Linked DNA regions of Mus musculus: region 2 is linked to region 1. The links are chromatin loops, found by intact Hi-C in ENCODE. Cell type or tissue: gastrocnemius. All regions are shown on one strand. Links, peaks and the distances in the headings refer to the core of each region. The heading gives the core; the rest is flanking DNA.

Region 1 (5,381 bases), core at 132-5,131:
TAGTGTCTGGGAAGGAGAGCTTAATTGGCTATGCTCTTCAGGCCTTTAGGAACCTCATTAAAATGGTCTTGAGGAGAGGCCTCCTAGGTGTCTAGGATCCTGTTGTCTAGGAGCGTGGCAAAGCACCTACTGTTCCTTGCAGAGTTATCTGCTGTGTCTCTGGGGTTTTTAACCTAGCTCAATCAGAAACTAGGCTGCCTTTCATGGTCCCACATTAGTTGATTCTGTTGTTCTTCGTGTGAAGTTCCTATCCCCTTAGGCACTGCCACCCTTCTTATTTTTCCACAAGAGTCTCCAAGTTCCATCTAATGTTTAGCTGTGGGTGTCTACATCTATTTAAGTCATTGCTGGGTGGATTCTCTCATAGGAAAGTATGTACCAGTATGTGTCTATGAGCATAACAGGGTATCATTAATAGTGTCAGGGACTGTTGCTTGCCCATGGGATGGGTCTCAAGTTTGGTGGGGTTTTGGTTGGCCATTCCCTTAGTCTCTACTCCATCCCCTATTCCTGCATTTCTTTAGACAGGAAAAGTTTTGGGTTAAAAGTTTTGTGGGTGGGTTAATGTCACTATTGCTCCACTGGGGTTCCTGCCTAGCCAGAAGAGGAAGCCTCCCCAGGCTCCATATCGCCAATGCTGAGTCACAGCTAAGCACACCCACAGTGATACTTGTGTGAATCCCCTATCCTATGTCTCCGTCTCTTCCTAAAGTTGCCCCCTCCTTACCATCCCTGTCAGTTGCAGATTTCCATTCATTATCATGGACCCCCCTCCTCCCCACACCAGACAATGAACCCACCTCTCCATCCCTATCTCCTTTCTCATGCAGTTCTCTCCCTCCATCTGCATCCCATGACCATTCAATAGAATCAAACATCCTTTCTTGTGCCCTTCTTCCTATCCAGCCTTCTTGGGTCTGTTGAGTGTAGCATGGGCACACTGTACTTTATGGAATGCATTCTGAGAGGGGAGAGGTTATACTTAGGCTCTTTTTTACTGAGCCTCACTGGATCATTTACCTGCTTTAGGGTCCTGGGCACCTAGACATACGTACTTTAAGACATCAGCTCCCAGGCCTTCTATAAGGAAAACAAAACAAAAAATTCAGTTAGTTTATAAATACTTTCCCATTGTCTCTTTTGAAGAACTGTATTGGATATTTTAACATGACTTAGTTAAAGAAACTACATACATTTTACTTCATTGTATATGCTTAACTTTTGTAGCTTTATATAGAGGAGTATTTTGCTGCTGTTTGTTTTCTATGCACTGTATGCTAGAATTGAGTGAGAAATGCCCTGGAACAGGAGTTATGGACAGTTGTGAGCTGCCATGTGGTGCTAGCACTCAAAACTGAGTGCACTACAAACAAAACTAGAGCTCTTAACTGCTAAGCCATCTCTCCATAATATTCATGTTAATTATACTATGTTATATATAATACGGAAAAATTTATCATAAGATCTATTGTCAACTTTAATGCAAAGACATCACCAAGAATTATTAGTTCAATATCTCCTGTGTTGGCTAATGGACCAAACAAAGACATTTTGAACTGTCACCGTGACCCTGCTCCCCCATACTCACCTTGTGCACATGTGGTGTATGCATTGATACACCTGTGAAGGACAGAGACTGACACTGTCATCCTCTCATTTTCCCGTGTCCCACACATGCGGAGCCTAGTGTGTGGTGGTCAGAGGACTTGCTGCTTGACAGTTCTCTTCTGCCACATTATGGGTTCTGGGGACAGAACTCAGGCCATCAAGCCTCCCTGTGTGTTCCACCCAGTGGTCCCTCAGTTTTAAAGACATGTTCACTCACCCAAATCCCTGGTGTGTTTGATTTACTCTCTTGAAGCACACTGACTCTCAGACTTGCAGGCAAGTAAGCTTTGGGGATCCCCTTATCCCCACATCTTCACTCAGGTTTTCAGGGCAAGTATTTTACCAATTGAGTTTTACCAACCACCCCTGCCCTTTATTCTTATTTCCTATTCTTATTCTGCACTAGGTTATGAAGGGGAACCAATCACACAACTGTAGATTTTCTGTAGTCCCCTTGCTTCTTGATCATTTTGTAGTTCTAAGGGGCTAATTATTCTTTAAGTTGGAGCTTCATATAGATAATACAAGAATAAATTATAAATTATAGTTTCAAGATATTCTTTTGCTCATTGAATGTTTTCTTTAAAAACACTGAATTGTCCAACTGTAGTTTTTCGTTCTATCAGTCCATTTCTTTCCCACACATAATTTAGATAGCTATAGTGTAGAATATAGATTTTACTATCTCCCCAGATCTTCCTATTCTTATATCTTTATGTTCCTCTTCTCAGTCAAGTTTCATACACTCTATAAATTTAAATTATTAAATGGAACGAGCCATACTCTTTGGAACCCTAGTTTCATTTTGCTTAAAGCCTTTTGAATATCAAGCATGGGAGTTGGATAGTATAGGTTACCACTTTGTAGAGATATTTACCCAATTTTTGTATGAGTCCAGGGGCACACTGATGATTTTATGGCAAAGCATGAGGTCCTGCTTTGCTAACATTTAGCACCTGGATTACCATGGACACTTTATCTATTACCTTAGGAGTGTGTTGTGCTCCTGCTGGTAGTGAGGTATGGAAACACTACTCATGGGCATAAAACAAAAGAAATATGGGAATGAAAAAAATCAAAGTATTGATGACATAGGGTTTAGATTTTCATTTGTTATCAAAAATTTATATAGATTCAAGAGATCTGTAGAATTGCATCTATAGGTCATTCCTATGCAAGACCCAAAGCCTGTCAATCATCCACAGGACACACACAACTTATCAAAATCTGTGCAACAACCCCCAACAGCCTGTTAATTATTCATAGGAAAAGCCCACAGCCTGGCAGTCATCCATAAGAAGTGCCCAAGTCCTGTCAACCATCCACTGGAAACGTCCCCAGCCTCAGTCATCTACAAGCAACTAACAGATGTTATCAATCAAATGGACCTATGTAATATGTGTAGAATATTTCACCCCAAATCAAGAGCTTGTAACTTTTTCTCATCACCTTCTGGAAATTTCTCCAAAATTGACCATATAGTTGGTCACAAAGAAAGCCTCATCAGCTACAAGAAAATTGAAATGACCCCTTGCATCCTATCAGAACACAGTAGGTTAAAGCTGGACTTCAATAACAACAGAAAAACCAGAAAGCCTACACACTCGTGGGAACTGAACAACTCTCTACTCAATGATCTCTGGGTCAAGGAAGAAATAAAGAAATTAAAGACTTTCTACAATTCAATGAAAATGAAAGCACAATATACCTGAAATTTAAGGGGCACAATAAAAGTGCTGCTAAGAGGAAAGTTCATAGCACCAATGGCCTCCATAAAGAGATTAGAAAGCCCACATTCCAGAAATTTAAAAGTACGTCTGAAAGCTCTAGTAAAAGAGGCAAACACACACAAAAGGAGTAGACAGCAGGAAACAATCCAAATCAGGACTGAACTCAATCAATTAGACACAAAGAAAACAACACCAAGGATCAACAAAATCAAGAGCTGGTTCTTTGAGAAAATCAACAAGATAGACAAACCCTTAGCCAAACTAAAAGGCATAGAGACAGTATCCAAATAAACAAAATCAGAGGTGATAAAGGAGACATAACAATAGAATATCAGAAAATTCAATGAATTAATAGGTTTTATTGAAAAACCTGTATCCACAAAGTTGGAAAGTCTTAATGAAATGGGCTTTTTTCTTCTAGACACATACCACTTACCAAAGTTAAATCAAAATCAGGTAAACTATTTAAACCGTCTTATACTCCCTGAAGAAGAAAAAGCAGTAACATTCTCACAACCAGCTCTTAACCTCTTGCTCTCTTGCCTCTCTCTTGCTCCTTGTGCCCCCCTCTCTCCCTTCTCCTCTCTCTCCATGTGACCATGACCAGCCTCTATGTCTCTACTTTCTCCTTCTGTCTGCCTTTCTCTGATTCTGCTACCCTCTTAACTCCCCTCCCCATGACCTAAATAAGCTCCATTCTATACTTTAAAAGAAAAAAAAGTCTCATAACTGAAAAGCCCAGGACCAGATGGTTTTAGTGCAGAATTCTACCAGAACTTCCAAGAAGAGCTAATACTCCTCAAACTAGTCCACAAAATAGAAACAGAAGGAACACTGCCAAACTCATGGTATAAGCAACAGTCACCCTGATACCTAAACCAAGAAGCACTGAACAATGAAAGAGAACTTCAGACCAATTCCTTTTATAAACATTGATGCAAAAATACTCAAGAAAAGACTTGCAAAACAAATCCAGCAGCACATTAAAAACATCACCCATCATGATCAAGTAGACTTCATCCAGGGATGCAGGAATGATTCAATACATTGCTAGGGTTTCTTCTCAAAGATAAAAATGTTTTTAAAACAGAGTGATGGGTGCATAATTTTAATGACATACTAAGAAAGCACTACTAGATTGTATACTTTCAAAGAATGAACTTAGTACATAAGTGTATTACATACCTGTAAACCCATTATTATTGAAAGATAAATTATGTTTATTTCATGTGTATGTATATCTTGCCTACATGTATGTGTGTTCACTGTGTGCATGTCTGGGCCTGTGACAATGCAAGAGGATTTGGATAGCCTATAATTGGCTTTGAAGATGGTTGTGAGCTGCCTTGTAGGTGTTATTGTAGGTTGCAGGATTTGTAGCTGACAGATATTGAGGATTTCCTTTGTCCTCCAGTAGCAACAGGTTTCCTTCCAATCTTATGAACTCTGGTTAGTAGGGTGAAGAGTCTAGTTAGACCCAGCTCAACCTATTGCACTGTGATGACAGAAAGGTGACCTTCAGAAATCAGTCCTAACCATCACATTGTGTAGACCATCCAACAGTCTTGGCACTAGCCTGTGCTGATAGTTGAGGCTTTATGTAGGACCCTTTGGTTAATGACTCAACAGGTTGCAACCCATTCCTCTTACTGGAGGTGTAACTTGGTGGCACAGGATGTGTAGTTGGAGCCTTGTCTCCTCTGTCAGTTTTTGGCTCCATAAGGATCCCTTGCGGATAAATCCCATATGGATAAATCCCATACGGATAAATCCCATACGGATAAATGTATAGGAGGCTGCTAGAGTAGCCAATTTCCATATAGCTTTTCAAAGGGCCTTTAGTGTTTGTGGTCCCTCCCCTTATTTCCTACTTTACCTAGGCCTGCATGCCAGGGCTGTGGGTGCTTACATAACCGAAGGAAACTGACCCTCTACATTATCAGGTAGGAATCCCTGGGCAGCCAACAAGGGTGACCTGGATACAATGGAGAGACTCAACTCCAGTCAATATCATGTTGATGAATAGGAGGGGCAGGTAACAGA
Region 2 (5,381 bases), core at 287-5,286, 860 kb after region 1:
GCCTCACTGTTCTTTGCCAAAGACACACATGTTCACTTTACATAGCATTGTTGAGCTCAGCTTGTGGTGACACTGCCATTGAGAGAAACTCACCAAAGAACCGCTCCTGAGGTTCCTGTGGCAGCTTGGTGCTTCTGTGGCCTTACCTTAAGCCAGTTGGCAAGCCTGGCGATTTCTTTAGGATTAAACTACAGCTGCCTGGTGTCTGCTTGCTGAAAGGGCTGGACTGTAGCTGGTGGTTTGTGCCTGGTGTCTGCCTGCCGAGAGGACTGGTCTGCAGCTGCTGCTGGGTCATATTTGGTGTTTGCTACTGGACTGAACTGCTGCCCAAGAAGATTAAGCTTGCCCCCAAAGAACTATTGCTGAACAGGTCCACTTCCCCATATTCTAGTAACTTTTCTCTTTCACTCCCTATGCTGGGTGGTGGGCTAAAGGAGAGGTTAAACCCTTATTAAAAATAGGTTGCAAATATTTATGCCTGCGTTCCTTCTTTGCCTGCCTGCACTTACTTGCCAGCACATCTGTTGGAGTGTACTTCATGACTCCAGCTTATAGAGAAGACCAGCTGAAACACCTAGCCTTGTGGGACTGAGCAACAACTAGACTTCCCATTCACAGCTGCCCATTGTTAGGTTAGTTGGACTGTTGTGCCAGGGAAGGGTTGAACTCCCAAAACACAGACATAAGCCGATCACAGCAGGGTCTTTATTCTATTCGAGCTAGCTCAGGCCCCTCCAATGCACCATTGTCACTCAGGAAGGTTTTGGTGGTGGAGGAGCCTTGAATATCTATCGGGGCAAGGCTTAATAGTAAGCAGCAAGGGGGTGGAGTGTGCAAGCATCTAATTGGAAAGCTGCTGTAGCCTTTAACACAATTGGCTGGTGTTGGGAACTATATTATAAACCTAATTTCTGCTTCCCTCTGCATTGGTGATCATTGAGCAGGGAGTGGGCTTGTAACCTGGGGTTGTAGGTTTGTTGGGAGAATAACCTGGAGACGCTGGTCTTGTGGGGATCAGCCTAGAGACTGGAGCTAGGCTCGGGTTTTGTTGGTGGCAGCTTGGAAACTAATGCTAGGTACCAGCCTGTCAGTTGACCTGAGTTGAAACTTAGGTCAGGTTCTCTAAAATGGAGTCTAAACTTAAAAGATTTGGCCTCTCAGGACTACAGACTGTAAGTCATTCCAATAAATCCTCTTAATATATAGAGACATCCCATTGTTTTGTGGCTTTAGAGAATCCTGACTAATTCGCATGCCCAGTTGCTGTAATGCTACATCCTCAAAAGGTAAGGGACTGTGGCGATTTGAATGAGGATGACCCCTAAGCTCATGTCCTTGCTCTCACATTTGGTGGAAATGTTTGGGAAGGGTTAGTAGTCTAGCTATGGTGGCCATTCTTGGTTTTCATTTGACTACATCTGTAATTAACTAAAACCCAAGCTGTTTGGCACATCTCTAAGGCAATTTTCTTGATTAGAACATTTGAGGTGGGAAGAGCCACCTCTAATCTGAGCCACGCTTTCTTGTCTTTTTTTTTTTTTTTTTTTTTTTTAATTCAACCCAGAACCCAAACCTAGTAATGGCGCCACCTACAGTAAGGATTAGGACTGATCATTCCACTTCAGTTGATTTATCCAGATTATCGCTCACAGGTGTACCTTGCCTCCTGAATGACAATATTAATTTTCATGTCCCTTAAATCCCTCTACCACTCAAACACCTTTCATGGCTCCCTGTGGCTCACATGAGGCATGTAACCTGGATGTTTGGTGAGGCTCAGACAAGGTGACAAGAAAATTTTATTCCTGGAAAGGCACAGGTGGGTGGATGGATAGGAGAGTCCCACGCCAGCTCAGAGATCACTGCGCGCCTGCGCTGAGCGGCTCCACTTTCAGCCACAGCCCGCCTTCTGCGCGCAGGATCAGCTCCGGCTTCCTGCGGGGCTCCTTGTCATCCGGCAGAACGCGGAAGCGCAGCAGAGTCAGCGCCAGAGCTACTTTCATCTCGCTCATGGCGAAAGTCTGTCCTATGCAGTTCCTGCAGGAGGGCGGGGTGGGAACTCTGACTGTGCCCAAGACCCTACCCAGGACCAACACAGCACTAGAACCTGGCCCGAGTCTGAGGTTTCTGGGACCACGCAAGGACGTAGACATCCTCAGAGCCAAGCCTTGATCAATAGCCGAAAAGGCCAGGGCGGGATTCTGAGCACAGAGGACTCTTCACCTTCCCCTCCCTGGTTCCCAAACCTTTGCACAATTCTGTGCAGGGAGGTAGGGAGGAAACGCTAACCTCCAAAAAACCCCAACTCCCCCGTCCTCACAGTCAGCCCGAGGCCCCTGCCCCTCAGTCCTAGCCTCACCTGGGCCCAGCCGAGAAGGGAATAAAAGCCAGGGGTGACCTGCCCTTGACGTTGTCGGCATCAAAGCGGAAGGGGTCATAGACCTGCAGGGGACATGGAATCATGGCGGGTGAGAACCAATTGCCAGCGTAGCCAAGAGCAGAGTCCTCAGTGTGCATGGAAGGTCAGAGTTGATTTATCTACCTCCTGGGATGCAATGAGGAGTAGTCGTAAACCCTGGATTCCATCCCAGCACCAGCATAAAACTGATGGCTGCAAACCTGTCAGCAGCAGGAGGCAGGAGGATCAAGGGTTCTGGGTCAACTCCTGTGTAAGGACTTCCAGGCTAGCCTGGGATACCTGACACCCTGCTTCATAAAACCCATGACTGGGGCTGGGGAGGTAGCTAAGTTGAAAGAGCAATTACCTAGCAGGCACAAAGCCCTGGATCCCATCCCAGGCACCACATAAACCAGGCGTGGTTCTGCACACCTCTCATCCCAACACTGAGGGGGTGGAAGCAGGAGGATCAGAAGTTTATGGTTATCCTTGGCTACAGGTTAAGTTGAAGCCAGCCTGAGCTACATGAGACCTTAGCCAACAAACAAACAAAAAGACCGTCCTCTTGAGAATCCCAGCCTATAACAAAGAATTAAGAGGGACAGCACCTCCGGGTCTGGCCACACAGCTGGATTGTGATGTGTCCCGAAAATACTTATTCGGCTTATGACACCTGTGGGGGAAATGAAGCAATGAAGAACTGCTGCAACCTGGATCCACTGTCTGCCCAGAACCTTCCCTCCTCCCTGATGTTTCGGGCACCTTTAGGGATGACCCGACCATCTGGGAGCACAATGTCCTGAGTGCAGCATCGGGAGATTGCAGTGACGGGAGGATGCAGCCGTAGGCTCTCCTTAATGCACATGGTGAGGAATGGCAGCTGGGCCAGGTCGTCCCTGAGGGGGGGGGGAATAGTTAACCAGATCAAAAATGAGAGAACTTCAACTCCTCTGTGACCCAGTGAAACCTCCCTGTTTTAAGTGCTAAGATGGATGAAGTACATGAGAATTGGAAAAACACAGGCTGACCAAATGGTTCAGAGAGGAAAATCAGCTGTCAGTAAGTCTGAAAATGAGTTCAATCTCCAAGAGAGACATTAATTAATTAATTAATTAATTAATTAATTAATGTAATTTAAAAACAAAAACAGAAACAGAATTCCCAACAATGGAAAGACAGAGACAGGAGGATTATGAGTTCCAGTCCAGCCACAATGGTACTCTTGTCTGAAAAAAAAAAATTCATTATTAATTAATAGTTGGTTAGCTTACTGACTAATAGTTTAATTGTGTCATTCTTAATGACTAACTTATTAATTAATCGAAAGCTTTTTAAATCAGATAATTAAGAGTACCAAAGAAAGGTTAGCCAGGCGACTTTAAAATGTTTATCCTGAGGAAACAAAAATGTAATGCCAATGGTATAAAAGTTAACAAATGGTCAGGACAGCTGGCTCAGTGTTTAAGAGGACCCGAGTTCAATTCCCAGAAACTACAGGCAGCTCACAACTGCCCCGTACACTAACTCTATAGGCTCTGACTCACTCTTCCGACCTCTGCAGACTCTGCACTCACATACAAATACTCCCACACATACACATATATAATTTTAAAATAAAAATAAATGTTAATTTAACAAGTTGCATAAAAATTATTCATTCTGGGAAAAAAAAAAGAGAAAGAAACCAAAATACAAAACAGTAGAAAGAAGATAGCGAGATCTAAAGCTTTGATTTTGTCATCACTGCACTAGAAACACTAGAAATGCAACTAGCCAAGGTGAGGCAAAGGAAGGAAGGAATGCCGCTTGTGGTGTAAGGGTGAATGTGCCATTTCAACAGAGAGAGGCATTGCAGGTGGTGGTTTTGGTTCTGGTTTGTGTCTTAGTTAGGGTTTTACTGCTGTGAAGAGACACCATGACTAAGGCAACACTTATAAGGACAACATTTCACTGGGGCTTGCTTACAGCTTCATAGGTTCAGTCTGTTATCATTATGGCAGGAAGCATGGCAGCATCCAGACACTATGGCACTGGAGGAGCTGAGAGTTCTACCTCTCATTCTGAAGGCAGCTAGTAGGAAGCTGGGACAAGGGTCTTAAAGCCCATGCCTACAATGACACACTTCCTCCAACGAGGCCACACCTGCTAAGAGTGCCACTCTCTGGGCCAAGCATATTCAAACTACCACAGTTTAGTTTGGTTTTGTGGTACTAAAGATCTAGCCTGTGGCCTTGTATATTCTAGGTGAGTAGTCTACCACCAAGCCACATATACAGCCCTAGGCAGAATCGATGGGAAAACATTAATAACTAATGAGTGAATGATGTAGCTTTAATCTGTCTTCTTTTGGTATGTTGTGATTATTTAAAATTTTAGGACCTGATGCTGCTAAATCTGCAGCTGAAAAACTCCAGAACACACCACTCACTCTGATGACCCAGCATCACATCTTCCTAAAGACTGCCTAGCTGCTAGCTTTTTGTTTCTTTGTTTATGTATCCCTCTGTGATGGTTTGTCTATGCTCGACCCAGGGAGGGGCACTATTTGAAGGTGTGGCCCTGTTGGAGGTGTGTCATTTGTGGGTGTGGGCTTTAAGACCCTCATCCTAGCTGCCTGGAAGCCAGTATTCTTCTAGCAACCTTCAGATGAAGATGTAGAACTCTCAGCCTCTCCTGTGCCACGCCTGCCTTGATGATAATGGATTAAACCTCTGAAGATGTAAGCCAGCCCCAATTAAATGTTGTCCTTATAAGAGTTGCCTTGGACATGATATCTGTTCATAGTAGTAAAACCCTTTAAGACACCCCCTACGGATGCCTCTTTGATTGTTTTGGTTTTTACAAGTTTTAAATTGTGTATGTGTGCCTGTGTGTGTGAGTATATACATGTGTACACATATTTCTGTGCAGGGGCCCAAGGAAGCAGGTAACATCGAATCCTTGGGAGCTAGAGTTATAGGCAATTGTGAACAACTCAACATGG

The links. A loop is a pair of places that touch in the nucleus more often than their neighbours do. Peaks named below come from ENCODE experiments on the same cell type or tissue, not always from the same donor. Only the 100,000 strongest peaks of a DNase experiment are listed, where the experiment ranks them.
Region 2: it touches region 1 in a loop (7-fold over the local background); 15 of 42 quality-filtered maps call a loop at or near these places.

Annotation. Positions count from the first base shown.
Region 1 is chr8:71,130,193-71,135,573 of GRCm38, forward strand. It overlaps a transcript of Gm7827 not described here. Among named protein-coding and RNA genes, the nearest start is that of Gm7827, 7.5 kb to the right of the region's middle. In gastrocnemius, for the core only: no CTCF peak of the experiment used is centred there; a DNase peak (open chromatin) is centred at 2,898.
Region 2 is chr8:71,986,701-71,992,081 of GRCm38, forward strand. Cyp4f18 (cytochrome P450, family 4, subfamily f, polypeptide 18) reads right to left here. Exons shown (of 13, transcript NM_024444.2): 10 at 3,161-3,294; 11 at 3,007-3,071; 12 at 2,360-2,442; 13 at 1,782-2,037. The coding sequence ends at 1,860. Among named protein-coding and RNA genes, the nearest start is that of Gm51535, 15 kb to the right of the region's middle. In gastrocnemius, for the core only: a CTCF peak has its summit at 1,586 (motif pointing left); DNase peaks (open chromatin) are centred at 1,906 and 2,357; H3K4me3 peaks cover 771 bases; H3K27ac peaks cover 180 bases.